2 separate regions of the Homo sapiens genome follow, and region 2 is linked to region 1. A link is an interaction called in ENCODE POLR2A ChIA-PET data of the cell type or tissue named here. Cell type or tissue: PC-9. All regions are shown on one strand.

Region 1 (8,000 bases):
TTGGCGAGGGTTGGTTGGTATGGTCTGGAACTTCACAGTACTGTAAGATGGGTTCTGCAGGATGACAGGCTTAGGACAAGGCGAGAGGGAATCCCCTGTACCATGCTGGCATCACAATGGACTTTTCCAGAAACCAAATCCATAATATCCAAACTAATGGCAGTTTTGGTGTTTGGTTCCCTGGCACCAGTTACTCTGGGAGCAGATGAAGACAGATGTCTCTTGCTTGTGTGGGAGAGCATATGCCACCCCAAAATATGCCTCAACAGCATAAGGATTATTTTGAGAAACTGCAGCTACAGGAGAAACTCTGAAAACAGAGTATACCAGTTTTTGAGGGAAATTGACATCTATAAAGGAAATCTCCACTTGTGAGAGTGTTTCCCTCTCCGTACCAAAAGAGAAGGATGACTAAATCAGAGGAAACTATTATCAATGGAGAAGGCACCTACTGAAATCTGCATAACAAACATTACTCTTATTTACCATACTTGTCCTGTTCACCTCCCCATAACTGGCTTCGCCCACAATCTTCTCTGTTTTTAGTTGAAAATGCTTTAGAAGCTGGAGTTCTAGATCACCTCTTTCAGAATTACTCATTTTCCCCTGGGTATCTCCTATGTATACATGAAGCATACATGTTAACAAACTTCTGCTTGTTTTTCTTTTGTTACCCTGTTGGTTTGTTATAGTGGTTCCAACCCAGAAATTAGAAGGGTAGAGGGAAAATGATTTTTTTTCTCCCCTCCACTTGAAATATGTATTCTTCCTGCTCTATGAAGTTGTTTGGATGTTCATTAACTCACCACTCTCAAATACATAATTAGTTTCTGCCTACAGTCATGCTTCTTATTGTAAAACTGAACAGTTAAAATATTAAAATCATCTGGGAGATTTATAACAACATCAATTGTTGAAACACCAAAACAAATAGCAAATTCTGGTCCTACGTCACACACAGGACTCCACAGTCCCATAAAATGAAGGATCTCAGAAAGTCAGGTCACAAAAGAAATCAGATCTTTCTCTTCTGAAGACCACACCATAATGCTAAAACCGCCCCACATGGTTGACAAAAATTGCGTGCTGGGTTCTGGACAGAAATACAGTTATAATTAAGCATGAATCAGGCTGCACTTCAGCCCACTTCCTGGTTGCTAAACGTCTGACCATTTGTATCCCATCATTCCTACAGAGCCAGGATCTCTGACATTAGAATCATAAGACTTTTGTTTAAGGATCATCTAAGATGTTTTTCAGACTTTGAAGTCCAGCAATCAGTTTGAAAACCCCCACAAAGGAACAGGATCTGCCTGAGAATACAGCTTCCTTATCTCCCTGTCAATGACTTCACCCTACACTTTTCAATCAATCAACAAACTCCTCACTCCGCACTTCAGCCCACTCCAAAACCCTTAAAAGCCCTAACCCCAAATTCCTCAAGGAGGGATTTGAGGATTCTTCCCATCTCCTCATCAGGTGACCCTATGACTAAACCTCCTTCTCTGCTGCAACCCCGGTCTTTCTTTTTTTTTATTTTATTATTATTATTTTTTTGAGACGGAGTCTCTGTCATCCAGGCTGGAGTGTAGTGGCATGATCTCGGCTCACCGCAACCTCCACCTCCTGGGTTCAAGTGATTCTCCTGCCTCAGCCTCCCAAGTAGCTAGGATTACAGGTGCCCACCACCCCGCCCAGCTAATTTTTGTAGTTTTAGTAGAGATGAGGTTTCACCATGTTGGCCAGGCTGGTCTCGAACTCCTGACCTCAGGTGATCTACCTGCCTCGGCCTCCCAAAGTGCTGGGATTACAGGCGTGAGCCACCACGCCCAGCCAACCCCTTGGTGTATTGACTTGCTGAGTGCATCAGGCAATGGTTGTGGACACAATGTGGTCTCATGGGAGAGCTCCTGTATACAAGGTATAGTAATGAGGGAGCGTCTGGTTAACAGGATTGGCGTTCACCTTCCTTGGCATTCCTAATCTTTGTAGTGAGACATGTTTTTTTTTGAGATTTCAAGATACATAAAAATCTCCCTGGGAAACTTCAAAATTGAGTCATTTATTTCCGAAATACCCATTGAGGTAGAGCTCCTAGTCCCTTTGAGAAGCATGAAAGAATTATCTGTGATGATGAGGGGAGCAGTGATATGAATCATCTACGATGGCAGCCAATCTAAAATTAATTTACATCTGGTTTTAGAATACGCTTTGATATTTGCTTTTGAACATGAATTTGAAGGATGATCTGTTTAAAAGGTTATAATACTTCAAAAAACAGACTGACGTCACCATGAGAATCCGACTTGGGAGGAATAAGAAAGTTGTCCCAGAATCATAATTCTTTTTCCATTCCTGACACTCATGCAGCTAAAATAAAGCACCAGCCTAAATGAAACACAGACTGCATTTCTCAGTCATGCGTATAAGCTGAATGGGATAGAAAAATATATAAGAAATTGGTAAGATCATTAAATAAAGATTTGCCTATGATATACCATCATCCCTCAGTATCCATGCGGGATTGGTTCCAGGATCTCCCAGGATATCAAAATCTGTGGATGCTCAAGTCCTTGATATAAAATGCTGGAGTATTTACACAAAACCTATACAACCCTCCCATATAATCACGAGTAGCTTAACTACAGGGATACATTCTGAGAGACGCCTTCTTAGGTGATTTCATCATGGTGGGAACATCAGAGTATACTCACACCAACCTGGGTGGTATAGCCTACCACACGCATAGGCTGTATAGTGTGGCCTACTGCTCCTGGGCCACAGACCTGTACAGCATATTACTGTACTGAATACTGTAGGCAAATGTAACACAATAGTAAGCCTTTGTATATCTAAAAGTATCTAAACACAGAAAAGGTAGAGTGAAAATACAGTACTATAATCTTTCCAGACCACTGTGGTATATGTAGTCTGTTGATTGTTATATAGTGCACGCCTGTATTTTAAATCATCTCTAGATTACTTATAATACCTCCTAGTACAATGTAACTGCAATCGAGAAAAGAAAAATAGCTCAGAGCAGTCTGAGTTATGTGAGGTATGCAAAATTTATCAGGCCCAGAGAGACCAAGTATAGGACTTCATTTATGCTCCCAACACCCATGTCCGGGGGCAGTTGTTTAAAGGCATTTCATTCCTCCCTAGCTGCCTCATCCATTATCTTCATGTTCCTGGAATTTGTGATACAAAGAATAATGTATACCTTATGTAATTTTAGTGTAGAGTCTTGGTAAACAATTTAGGAATCGCCTCTTCTTTTCTTTTGCTTTTCTTTCAGCCAGCTTTTTGGGTAACTATTCTTTTTTTTTTTTTTTTTTTTTTTTTTGAGACGGAGTCTGGCTCTGCCAGGCTGGAGGGCAGTGGTGCGATCTCAGCTCACTGCAACCTCCACCTCCTGGGTTCAAGTGATTCTTCTGCCTCAGCCTCCCGAGTAGCTGGGACTACAGGAGTGTGCCACCACTCCCAGCTAATTTTTTCTATTTTTAGTAGAGAAGGGGTTTCACCATGTTAGCCAGGATGGTCTCGATCTCCTGACCTCGTGATCTGCCGGTCTCAGCCTCCCAAAGTGCTGGGATTACGGGCGTGAGCCACCTCACCTGGCCCTGGGTAACTATTCTTGTCCTTTAAAAACCTACTTGTAACTGCTGCTAATTAGAGTGTATATTCAGGGCAACTTGAATCTATGCTCTTGGGTTGCAATCTTCAAGCTTGGCCCAAATAAACTCTCTACTTACATTAACTTTGCCTGAGCTTCTTCCTTTTAGATTGACATAATAACAAGAAAATAAGTCTGTACTTATTCAGTACAGACACAATCTTTTTTCCAAATATTTTTGATCTGTGGTTGGCTGAATCCACAGATGCAGAACCCACGGATATGGAAGACCAACTGTACTGTTTTATCTAAGTGAGTTAATGAATTCTGAATGACACAAAATCAAGTGGGAAGAAAATTCACTTCCTTTACCCCAGTACAAGCCTATTCAAATCCATACGACTTAATAATATTCAAAGGCTAATGCATGAACCCATCTTCCCCTTGGCATTCTGGCACTTAGATGTCTAGGAAGGAAAGCTCCCAGCCAGGAACTCCTTAATCAGAAGTCCCATCTTCAGCTTTCTTGCGGGAAAGCAGCCAAGTACAACGCAAGAAAAATGGAGGTTTATTTCTAAGCTAAGACACCTGACAAAAACATGGAAATATGTCATACCACAAGGTGGAAAATGCTTAAAATTTTCCCAACATAGTGTCCTTCTCTTTGGAGTTCCTAATCATTTCTTCAGAATGAACAAGTGATTTTCCAATGCAGTTAGTAACTAACTCATATCTGAAAAGTCAAGTTATGAATTCTGATGACTATCTGTGTATTACAGGTCAGCTGTTCATAACAATGAATAATTTTCTTTTAAGAACTAGTATATTCTGGTATATTTCTCTTTTTTTTCTTAACAGGTCCCATGGAGAACTAAGAACTGGTGTATTTTTTTAACAGCTTTATTGAGATATAATTCATATACCATTCAACTCACTCATTTAAACTGCACAAATCAATGACTTCTAGCATATTCATAGATTTGTGCATCCATCACAATCAATTTTAGAACATTTCACTCCCCTGAAAAGTAACCCCCCACCTCTTAAGCATCAAATCCAGTTTATCATTCTCCCCACTGCTAACCACTAATTTACTTTCTTTGTTTTTGAGATGGAGTCTCACTCTGTTGCCCAGGCTTGAGTGCAGTGCTGCGATCTTGGCTCATTGCAACCTCTGCCTCCCAGGTTCAAACGATTCTCCTGCCTCAGCCTGCTAAGTAGCTGGGATTACAGGCACCCACCACCATGCCTGGCTAATTTTTTGTATTTTTAGTAGAGATGGGTTTCGCCATGCTGGCCAGGTTAGTCTCAAACTCCTGACCTCAAGTGATCCATAAGCCTTGGCCTCCCAAAGTGCTGGGATTACAGGCATGAGCCACCATGCCTGGTCCACTAATTTACTTTCTATCTCTATAAATTTACCTGTTTGGAATTGTATATAAATGGAATCATAAAAGCTGTGGTCTTTTGTGGCTGGCTTCTTTCACAAACATAATGTTTTCAAAGCTCATCTATGCTGTAGCATGTACCAGTACTCCTTTTCTTTTTATTCATATTATTTCACCAAATAATATTCCACTGTGTAGATCTATCACATTTCGTTTAGCAGTTTATCAGCTGGTGGACAATTTGGCTGTTTCCATTTTTTGGCTATTATGAATAATGCTGCTATGAGTCATAGAAACCATTCCTCTTACTCAAGAAACAGGTTCTCCAGAAACTAAGCTAAACTTGTTTGAAATGTAAATTCTCAGGTATTCTCAGTATAGACCTATAGATTCACTTAGCTGGTGGGGTCCACCCAACTTCTTTTAACAAGTCCTCCAGTGGATTCTGATGCAATGCTAACATTTGTGAACACTGTCAAAATCAAAATGGAGTCACTTGTGTTTAAAAATCCTGACAAATAAAGCCAGGGACAGCTATGAAGAGAGGGTTCTCATGCATCAATGCCTGATTAACAAAAACTATCCCAAATGACTCTGCAAAAACCACAATCCTGCACAAAGGTCATCACAACCTTACACAAAAAATATCTCCACAAGGACATCTGTCCAGCAATTGCCTGTCCAATCTCAGACTGGTCACACTTGTTACTGATCCTTGTAGCCAATAATAATTATCTTAAAAGAATTATATAATCCTCATTATTCCTTGAAAAACCTTTGTCTTCCTTTACCTCCTTGAATATGCACATAGTTTACTGTGGCACAAAGATTCCCACTGCAATACACTATTCCCAAATAAGTGTCATGTTCTTTTAGAGAGCCTCTGTCTGTTAATTTAGGTTGAAGGTTTGATAAAACAAGATTTTTAGTAGTGGCAATAGTCACTAAATTTCAGCTCAGAGGTTGATGCGCAAAGTTTTACCTCAAATAGTACTTTCTTCATTCATAATTTAAAAACAGTAACGTACTTTTCTTCTCAACTAGTAAAGGATAAACAAAGATAACAAACCTTTTAAATGTTTAACAAACAAAAATTCTCTAAATAACCTAACATTTTGAATGTGCAGGAGACCAGAATATGCCACCTCAAAACATGACTGTAGGAGACCAGAATATGTCTTCCCACGATAGGCTTCTTTGGCATAAGGATTACTTTGAGCTGATTATTTTGAGAAACAGCAGACAAAGGAAAAGCTCTGAAAACAGAGTAGAAGTTACCTCATTTGTAAGGGAAAATTACATCTATAAAAGGAAATCTCCATTTGCCTCTCTTTCTGTACCAGGGAGACAAGGATGACTCTAAGCCACTAGGAACTCTTACCAATGGAGAAGGCACCTGCCTAAACCTGCATAACAAACCTTATCCTTGTTTACTGTGCTTTTCCCGGTCACCTCCCCATTCCGGGCCTCCCCAACATCCTTCTTTGTTTCAGTTGAACACTGTAGTTAAACCTGAAGTCTATGCCACCTCTTTGAGATTTACTCATTTTGTAACCGCCCAACGGGTTCTTCCAGCTTGCTGCACAGACACAATCAATTCACTAAGACCACAGCCTTGCAATAAAGAATGACTTTAACTGACATGCAGCTGGCAACACCACACTGGAGACAGAGTTATTACTCAAATCAATTTTCCCAAAGGTTTGGAGGTTTTTCAAGGATAGTTTGGTGGGCAGGGGGTTAGGGAATGGGAATGTTGACTGGTTGGGGATGAAATCATAGGGATGTGGAAGGAAGATGGTCCTCCGGCACTGAGTCAGCCTGTGGGTGGGGCCACAGGACCTGTCTGTGTGGAGTCAGCCAGTCAGAAATGCAAAAATCTGAAAAGACATCTCAAACAGCCAATCTTAGGTTCTGCAATTGGGATGTTATCTACAGGAGTAATTGAGAAAGCTCTAAATCTTGTGACCTCCGGAATAATCGCTGGTTATCCTTTACACCTACATCTTAGCAGAATTCAGGACCCTCTCACAATTCTAAAGGGAGATTGTCTTTCCAAAATTACGACCATCAGAGAAATCTGACAAGACTCCAACTGATCAAGCAAGACTCTGTTTCTATTTTTTTTTTTACTGTGAAATGAAAAAAGGCAAAATGACAGTGTGACAATTTATGTGAATTTTTAAAAACACAAATCCAGTTGTTTATGAATGCATAAAAGGATTAAAAGTGAAGTGGAAGGATGCACACACAACTTATGATAAGGGCTGCTTCTGGGAAGGGTGGCAGGCACACTGAACTGGGGATAGGGTTAAAGGAGGCTTTGGCTATATTTCTAATTGCTTTTCCTTTAAACAAATAACCAGAAGCAAAAAAAAAAAAAAAAAAAAAGATGTTAGCAAATGTTAATTCTCAGTTATAGAAAAATGGCTCTTAATTACATTATTATACTTTTGTTAACCATAAATTTCTTAGAAAAATAAAGGAAAAGGATTTCAAAGTGCTTAGTTTTGTGATACCTCATCCCCTACACCTACTTAGATAGGCAGGCCACAACATACGCAGAAGCTGTGTTCTCAAAGTTCATTGGTTTTTAGACCTTATTTGTTTTCCCATCAACACAATGTTATACCTAACTGTTAGGTTCCAAGGCCAGCTCTCCCATTATTTAATGTATAACCTAACAAATGTTAAGCCTAACAGTACCTCTCTCACCTTCTCTAATCATGAGGCAACTGATCACTCACGATATGGCAAAAAGGGAACCCAAGAGTTGAGTTTACCCCTGCTCCTGACAGGGCACAGGCTAGATGTTTCTTTTCTTTTCTTTCTTACTTTCTCTCCCCTCTCTGTCTTTCTTTCTTTCTTATAATAGAGATGGGCCTCACCATGTTGCACAGGCTGGTCTCAAATTCCTGGCTTCAAGCAGTCCTCCTGCCTCAGCCTCCCAAAGTGCTGGGATCACGGGCATGAGCCACGGTGCCCAGCCCAGGCTT
Region 2 (8,000 bases), 140 kb after region 1:
TTAGTTGCATACCTTTATATATTGCTTTATATTTGCAATGACTAAACCTAATAGACTTGAATCCCCTTATTAGCTTTTAATAAATAATTAATGTTCTGAATCCTACTTCCAATGTAGTTATTTGACATCTAAGGATGGAGATGCTAATTAGTACTGCACAATATACCCACTCTCATAAGGCAGCTGTACCAAAACCGCTTTAGAAAAGGTCGGAATTATTGTCAAATGCAATAGCCTCCTTCCATACCCGAGGTTTCCAACTTCTCCACAACATTTGACCAGTCTCCCATTGAACCTCTGCCCTCTCTGGGCTTCTGTGACCTGGGCCCTCCTTTTTTCCCTCCTAGCTTGTTTACCACTGCTGCTGCATTTGCTGCTGTTCCTTCCTCTCTGCCAGCTTTTACTTGTTGGGATTGCCAATAGGTCTGAATCTTTATCTCTAGTCTGACCTCCTCCTCAGTCCCAGATCAGCTTCACAGCAGTCTGCTGCTGTCCTTATTTGCTTCTGTAGAGATGTCTCAAGCTCACCATGTCATCCTGGGACTTCTTGCCTCCCTTCTTCACTCCAAATCTGCTTTTCTGCCTTGTTTTTTTTTATAGCTAGGTTCATGTTGTCACCATCCCCCCAAGTAAGAATCTCACACCATTTTTGGTCTTTCTTTTCCCCCCCATACTTCCACATCTACTTGGCTGCTTGTTTTTCCTCTAAAATTTTCAAATTAGTTTCTTTCTTTTAATTTCCACTGTCACTATTCTTATGTTTGAATAATAATTGGCCTTTAGGCCTTCAGTCTCTACCTTTCTAACCCATCCCACACCCTGACCTCAGAATTATTTTTAAAAACCTAAGTCTGACTGAGTCATTCTACTGCTTTAAAACCCTCAATGGTTCCCCATTGCCCCAAAATGAAGTGTAAAGGGGCAGGCACGGGCCTCCACAATCTGTTCCGACCTCTCTTCCTAGCTTTATTCCTTCTCCATTATCTTGCCTTGGATGCTTGGGACTTGCTCAACTTCAGGCTCATTTTCCTGCCTCCATGACTTTGCTGCCACTTTTTCTATGCCTAGAATCTTTCTTCTCTTTCCTCAGCCATGAACTCTTTTTTTTTTTTTTTTTTTTTTTTTTTGAGACAGAGTCACCCTGTTGCCCAGGCCAGAGGGCTGGAGTACAGTGGCATGATCTCGGCTCACTACAGCCTCCACCTTCCGGGTTCAAGTGATTCTCCTGCCTCAGCCTCCCGAGTGGCTGGGATTACAGGTGCCCGCCACCATGCCCGGGTAATTTTTGTATTTTTAGTAGAGACGGGGTTTCGCCATGTTGGCCAGGCTGGTCTCGAACTCCTGACCTCAGGTGATGTGCCCGCCTCGGTCTCCCAAAGTGCTGGGATTACAGGCATAAGCCTCCGCACCCAGCACAGCCATGAACTCTTACACATATATGCCTTAAGACCCCCATCAGCTATAACCCCTATTTGAAGCTCTCCTGAAACTTCTTTCCCTCTTCTGTGACCCCAGAAGACACACATTCCTTCCTCTTTTGCTGTCCACGCTGTAGCCTGGCTGGTCATGGACAGACCTGACTCACCTCTAGATTATGAGTTCCTTGAGGAAGAGACAGTGTCTGATGTCCTTGGGGACACTCGTGCCCAACTCAGGGCCTGGCTTATGTGCAGTGCTCAAGAAACAAGTTGAATTGGGTGATAGAGGGAGGTTTCAAGAATATTAGGCACTGTAAATAATCCAGAAATTAATGACCTATAGAAGATTATGAAGAGGGGCTAATGGAAGACACTATGGATGGGACGGAGGTGAGGAGGGAAGAGGATTGCTTTAGACTTGAGTGGAGGCTGTCTTCCACCTCTATATTCTCCACCGTTTCCCATTTATCGGAGGAACAAGTAACGGCTGATTTTAACTTACATCGTCAGATATGTCTATTGCTAGAAAAATTTATTCATCCAGAATACAGTCACTCCCACCTCATTTTTCAGTGAATGTTTGAAGCTGACCCTCAGAATGCAGCTATGAAAGGCTCTTTGAGTGGGCGTTTCAGATCCACGGACACAAGATTTGTTTCATAACAATAAAGAGTTAAGAAAAGCACTTCAGAAAAAAAAGACTGAAAATTCCTGTATAGAGGTTTTATTTTTCTGGGTACAGTTAATCTGTTTATTGTTTGTCCTTAAGGCATGTCAAAGTAGGAACTACCTTGTAATATATTACAGTATTTTTTGGTTGGCTTGTTCTGCCCTCATTTCTGCCTTACCCGGACAAAAAGTGAGCCTCACCAACGGCTGGACTCACCCGAATTCTGCTTGCTCAGGCCTCTGAGCATGTTTTGTTCCTTTCAACAAAACTCTCTGTCATGGATGCACTCCCACTGCAATCCAGCCGCTCTCTTCTCCTGCCTCGTCCTGCACCCAGTGACTGATAGGAGCTGGTATTTAACTTCCAGAGGCGGTGAGTGGAGCTACGAGGCCTCTGAGTATGTGGTGGGGTCTGAGATGAACTGATAAGCGGAAGGCCCTCAAAGGCCTTGGCAAGATGTGCCTGGGATAAAGAAGGGCAGGGGACAAAGTTAGGCCTTGTGAGAGGGACCTGAGGGCAGCGAGACAGAGGAACGGGCTTGGCCAAGACAACTGAAGACCCCATTGAGCTCTTACGGGTGTCCTGAGGCCAGCGATAAGCAGACAACAGTCAGCAAACTCGATGGAGAGCTGACAGTGAGGGTAGGATAAACAACTAGCAGCTTCTAGAAGCTCTGGAATGTCATGAATGCTAGTGATCATCACCCCATCTCGAGGATTACTAGGTGCCATAGTGAAGGTCACCAGTAGGCTGACTACTAGTTAGTGGCCTCACTGCATGCTCTTTGAGTGAACAGTCTTATTCATTTCATAGATGTTTTACTTTGTGGTATTTTAGCCACACCATGGTCTCTGTTTTTCTCATTTAAAATCCAGGTTGCTGCTTATAGAGTCAGTAGAGCAGGCTCTGCCTTTCTCTGCAAGGTGGGTGTTTACATTCTGTAACCGCTTTCTGGAACTGTTGGGAAATCTTGATGCCCAAATGTTCAACCTAAACTTGACGCAGGAGGGTTCTTTACGGTGTGAAGTGATGGGAGGAATGAAGGTGTTTGCAGGTACGGGGAGTGAAGTAAGATGGTAGAATCAAAGCAGCTGCTCTGGGAGAGGAAGCCAGTATCCTCTGCAAGGCAGAGACCTATACCCGTGAGGGCAAACTGGGTCATTTGTGTTTCAAAGCTGTGCGAAGTCACTTTGCCCAGGAGACTGAAAGAGCACTCCATGGATCTAGGCTAGCCAGGCCCTTCTTACCATGGTCGCTGGTGAGCCCAGTGGGTGCATGGTAGAGTTGGTACTCAGTACAGTGTCCTCAATGTAGCAACTCCAATGGCAGCCTTGGTTTAGCTGCTCTCACCGCATCTGACCCAGAAAACGCTCAGAAAATGACTGCAGTGAAACGCATCTTCAAGGTGAAGCTTTCAGTCCAGGTGGGGGAGGGATGCGGAGTTGATCCCAAGGGTTCAATACTTCTAAATATGCTGGGAGTGAGCTTTGTTTATGCTCTGACCCAGAGGAAGTCACTTTACATCTCACCCTGCTTCTACCAGCGTAGAGTGCCTTCTGCTTGTTTTGCATAAGCTGTGTGCCTCCTCTGCAGAAGAGGCACAGAATGAATTGGGAGCTATAAAACTCCTGGCAGTCGTAATTCTTTGTGAGCAGCAGAGTCTGGTGAGCAGTGTATTTTGTTGGCAAGTGATCATTACAGTCTATACTTGGTTTCTCTGTCTGTAAGACGGTGGGAATGCTTTCTCACTGAAATGTGAAGGGGGTCAAAATGAAATCGTGTATACATTGTCCTTTCTCTAAGACCTGATGCTTAAAGCATCAAGACTCATCAAAGAGAGATGTTATATAGATAAAATCTACTCCAAGCATCTTGCAAACATTATCTAATGGAAATTGTCCCTGAAGAGCATCTTGTTCAGCTCCCTTATTTTACCAATAAAGGAGATCCAGAGGGGAGTTATTGGCATGAGCTTGCATAGTCAGTGCAGGACTCTTGAGTGAAACCCTGGTCTCCTGATCCATGGTCCAGACCTTCTTTCCTGCCTGTATCTCTCCTTCCCTCTCCTTCTTCATCTTCTATAACTTTTTAAAAACCAGTTTTTAGAAATTATAACACGAACATGTTATTTTTACCCAGGGTAAAAATAATTCAGACAGTACCAAAGAGTATAAATGGCACTCCTAGACTTATTACTGCGAAGAGGCACAGGTAACAACTATTAACAATTTCTTGTCTATTCTCTAGAGATTTTCCAGGCACATGTAGACATATACACATAGATACAGATATGTGTTTGTGTAGGTATATATATGTATCTATGTGTATGCTGTGGTCATTTATTTTTTCATACTACATTGTAACTTGTCCTTTTGGCTTAATGATGAAACACCTTGGACGTCTTTCCATATTAGGACATAGAGGTTTACCTCTTTCATTTTTCTGTTTTTGAGATGGGGTCTTGCTCTGTTGCCCAGGCTGAAGCACAGTGATGCAATCATAGCTCACTGCATCCCTGAACTCCTGGGCTCAAGTGATTTTTCTGCCTCAGCCTCTTATGTAGCTAGGACTACAGGCATGCACCACCACACCTGGCCTTTTTTTTTAAGAGATGAAGTCTCATTATGTTGCCCAGGCTTGTCTTGAACTCCTGGGCTCAAGTGATCCTCCCACCTTGGCCTCCCAAAGTGTTGGGATTACAGGCATGAGCTACCATGCCTGGCCTGACCTATTTCATTCTTATCAGCTGTGTAATATCTTATGCTCCTTCTATCTCTTCATGATGAGTTTCAGAATTATAAGCAGCACCATGGAATTTGAGTCCTGAATTCATGATGCCAAAGTAATAATATGAGAAATCTGAGACTCTGCTTCTATTTGCTGATGCTATGTACTTATGGGCCCCTGTCATATGCCAGCTGCCATGCTAGGGCTTCAAATACCTTCACTCATTTAATTCTCACAATAGTCCATTCAGTGTGATATTGTAATTGCCATTTTACTGATGAGGAGGCTAAGGCTAGTCAAGCGAAGTTTGCTTTGATTCACACAGTCAATTAAGTGCCTGACTTCAGATTTATAGCCAGATCTACTTGACCCAAAAGCCGATGCTATTCTCACTGTCTGAAATCTAGGACACTAGGGAGAATGGTTATGGTGAATTGAAACCAAGCATTTTTTAATGGCTTTCAAGTTTGGCTAGTTAAGACCTAGAATCTACTATGTGCACAGCAATGACATGGAGGACCAAGTAGCGGTGGAGCAGAGACAGAAATGATGCAGGGAGGTGGGGACAAGAAGCAGCTGCTCCTCAGGACATGTTATTGCCTGTTATATGCTAGGCTGCGTGGAAAACAAAGAGGTCATTGGCTAAGGCACAGTTCTCTGCTCTTGAGAGGTTTGTAGCATGACACAAAGTGGAGCCAGGTAGGTGCCATTGTGGGGCTGGCTGCAGAATGCTCCAGGGTCTACACAAGCTTGTTTAACCCATGGCCTGTGGGCTGCATGTGGCCCAGGGCAACTTTGAATGTGGCCCAACATAAATTCATAAACTTTTAAAAAACGTTATGAGAATCTTTTGCAATTTTTTTTTTCGCTCATCAGCTATCATTAGTGTTAGTGTATTTTATGTGTAGCCCAAGACAATTATTCCAGTCCAGCCCAGGAAAGCCAAAAGATTGGACACCCCTGGTCTACAGGAAGCCAAGATTGGTTTTGACCAGGGACCCAGATCTTGGGGCACCATCAAAACTTTCTAACAGGGGAGTGACATACAACCAGCTATGTTTTAGGACACCCTGCAGAAATATAACAAAGGACTCAAGAGGGTCTAAACCAGGGCAGTAGGAATGGAAGGGAGGTGGTGAATTCAAGAGCTTCTGAGAAGTCAGAGTATCTGGTATCTGTACTTTCTATGTGAGGTAGGATCCAGCGTCAGTATTTTCAGGCCCTACCACATAAAGGACCAAAGATATTCAAATTTGCCAATATCCCATATTAAATATCATGGGGTGTGGTTTTTTTTTGTTGTTATTGTTGTTTATTTGTTTTAGCTTTTTGTTTGTTTTGTGACAGAGTCTCACTGCAACCTCCGCCTCCTGCATTCAGGTGATTCTCCTGCCTCAGCCTCTCTAGTAGCTGGGATTACAGGCGCCCAACACCACGCCCAGCTAATTTTTCGTATTTTTAGTAGAGACGGGGTTTCACCATGTTGGCCAGGCTGGTCTTGAACTCCTGACCTCAGGTTATCTGCCCACCTCGGCCTCCCAAAGTGCTGGGATTACAGTTGTGAGGCACCGCGCCCAGGCCACCACCTTAAGTGCCAGTGGACACAAAATTAAGATCATATAATCAAAATTAAGAATAATTCTAAAATCCTTTCAAATATTTCCAAGAACAAAAATGTTTTTACAGAGATGGGGTCTCACTGCGTTACCCAGGCTAATAAAACATTTTTGTTCTCGGAAATATTTGAAAGCATTTTAGAATTATTCTTAATTTTGATTATATGATCTTAATTTTGTATTTATAGTATTTTTCAAGTCTTAAAGCATTTTTGCAGGTTCTTAAAAAACTTGTAGGTGTGTGGTGCCCACTGGCACTTGAGGGGAGGGAGAGAGCCGCTGAGAGTGGCTGGAGTTTTCTAGCTCAGGTATCTAGGAGGTTGCTGTTGCTAATTTACTGAGATTAAAGTCTTAAAAGAAAGAGGCACCCTGGGAGTAGGGAGGAGGTACAAAGAAAGAATTCAGTGTTAACTGTGTTAAGTGGGAAGCAGCTGCAGCGTGTTCTGTGGAGCTGCTGTAGCAAGTTGAGCCCAGGAGGGGCTGGGCTGGGGGTGTCGATTTGACAGCTCTCAGCACAGAAAGGGGAAAGGATCACATGAGAGAAGAGAGGCCTTAACTTTGGGTAATGCCAACATTGAAGGGGTGGGTGTAGGAAGAGAATCTAGTAAATGTGATTGTGATATCACAGCACAATGAGGATGAAGAGCCAGGAGAATCCAAGGCCGTGGAAATTCAGCTTTGAGAAAAGGATGGTTAATCGTGTCTAACGTCGGAAAGGAGTACGTGAAGGCTGTTAGCCTTGGAAGAGGCTCAAGTGACCCTCAAGAAAGCAATTTTCGTGGAGGCATGAAACTCGATGATCAGGAACTACAGAGGAAAGCCGTGGCGAGGAGCAGAAGACAATGAATGCAGATTGCTTTTCTGAGAACTTGATGGTTTGAGAGAGAGGTCAAGGGAAGTTTTGTGCAGTGAATAACATGATTTTTAGGCCAAGAGGATGGAGATTCCTTGGAAAGAAAGTGGGGATGCTGAGGTAGCTAGGGATGGAGAAAGGGTTGGTAGATGCTGGAAATCTCTGGGAGGCTGGAAAGCATCAAGTGGGTGGGGGAGCCGGTCAGTGCAGCCACGTGTGTGCCCTGCTGTAGATGCACAGTATCATTTCGAGAACACTTGCCGAGCCCTGTCACATACAAAGAACCATGATAGGTGGCCCTGTGGCATTCCCCACTTATATGAGGCTTGAGTGTATGCTGTCAAGGGCAGGGACACTTTTATTTTCTCCTTTATTTCTTCTTCTAAAAAAAATGGGATACATGCACAGAACGTGCAGGTTTGTTACATAGGTATACATGTGCCATGGTGGTTTGCTGCACCTATTGACCTGTCCTCTAAGTTCCCTCCCCTCACCCCCAACCCCCGATAGGCCCTGGTGTGTGTTGTTCCCCTCTCTGTGTCCATGCGTTCTCAATGTTCAATTCCTACTTATGAGTGAGAACATGCGGTGTTTGGTTTTTTGCTCCTGTGTTAGTTTGCTGAGGATAATGGCTTCCAGCTTCATCCAAGTCCCTGCAAAAGACATGATCTCATTCCTTTTTATAGCAGCATAGTATTCCATGGTGTATATGTACC

What was found. ChIA-PET counts read pairs that join two places held together with the same protein. Peaks named below come from ENCODE experiments on the same cell type or tissue, not always from the same donor. Only the 100,000 strongest peaks of a DNase experiment are listed, where the experiment ranks them.
Region 2: POLR2A ChIA-PET joins it to region 1 with 5 read pairs; 3 of 35 experiments call an interaction of 5 or more read pairs at or near these places.

The regions. Positions count from the first base shown.
Region 1 is chr14:64,996,162-65,004,161 of GRCh38, reverse strand. The region is part of intron 3 of CHURC1-FNTB (CHURC1-FNTB readthrough); the gene reads right to left. The region is part of intron 1 of FNTB (farnesyltransferase, CAAX box, subunit beta); the gene reads right to left. Among named protein-coding and RNA genes, the nearest start is that of FNTB, 13 kb to the right of the region's middle. In PC-9, no CTCF peak of the experiment used is centred here; DNase peaks (open chromatin) are centred at 5,351 and 6,561; H3K4me3 peaks cover 2,418 bases; H3K27ac peaks cover 5,886 bases.
Region 2 is chr14:64,860,987-64,868,986 of GRCh38, reverse strand. All of the region lies in intron 1 of SPTB (spectrin beta, erythrocytic), which reads left to right. Among named protein-coding and RNA genes, the nearest start is that of SPTB, 15 kb to the left of the region's middle. In PC-9, no CTCF peak of the experiment used is centred here; no DNase peak of the experiment used is centred here; H3K27me3 peaks cover 3,837 bases.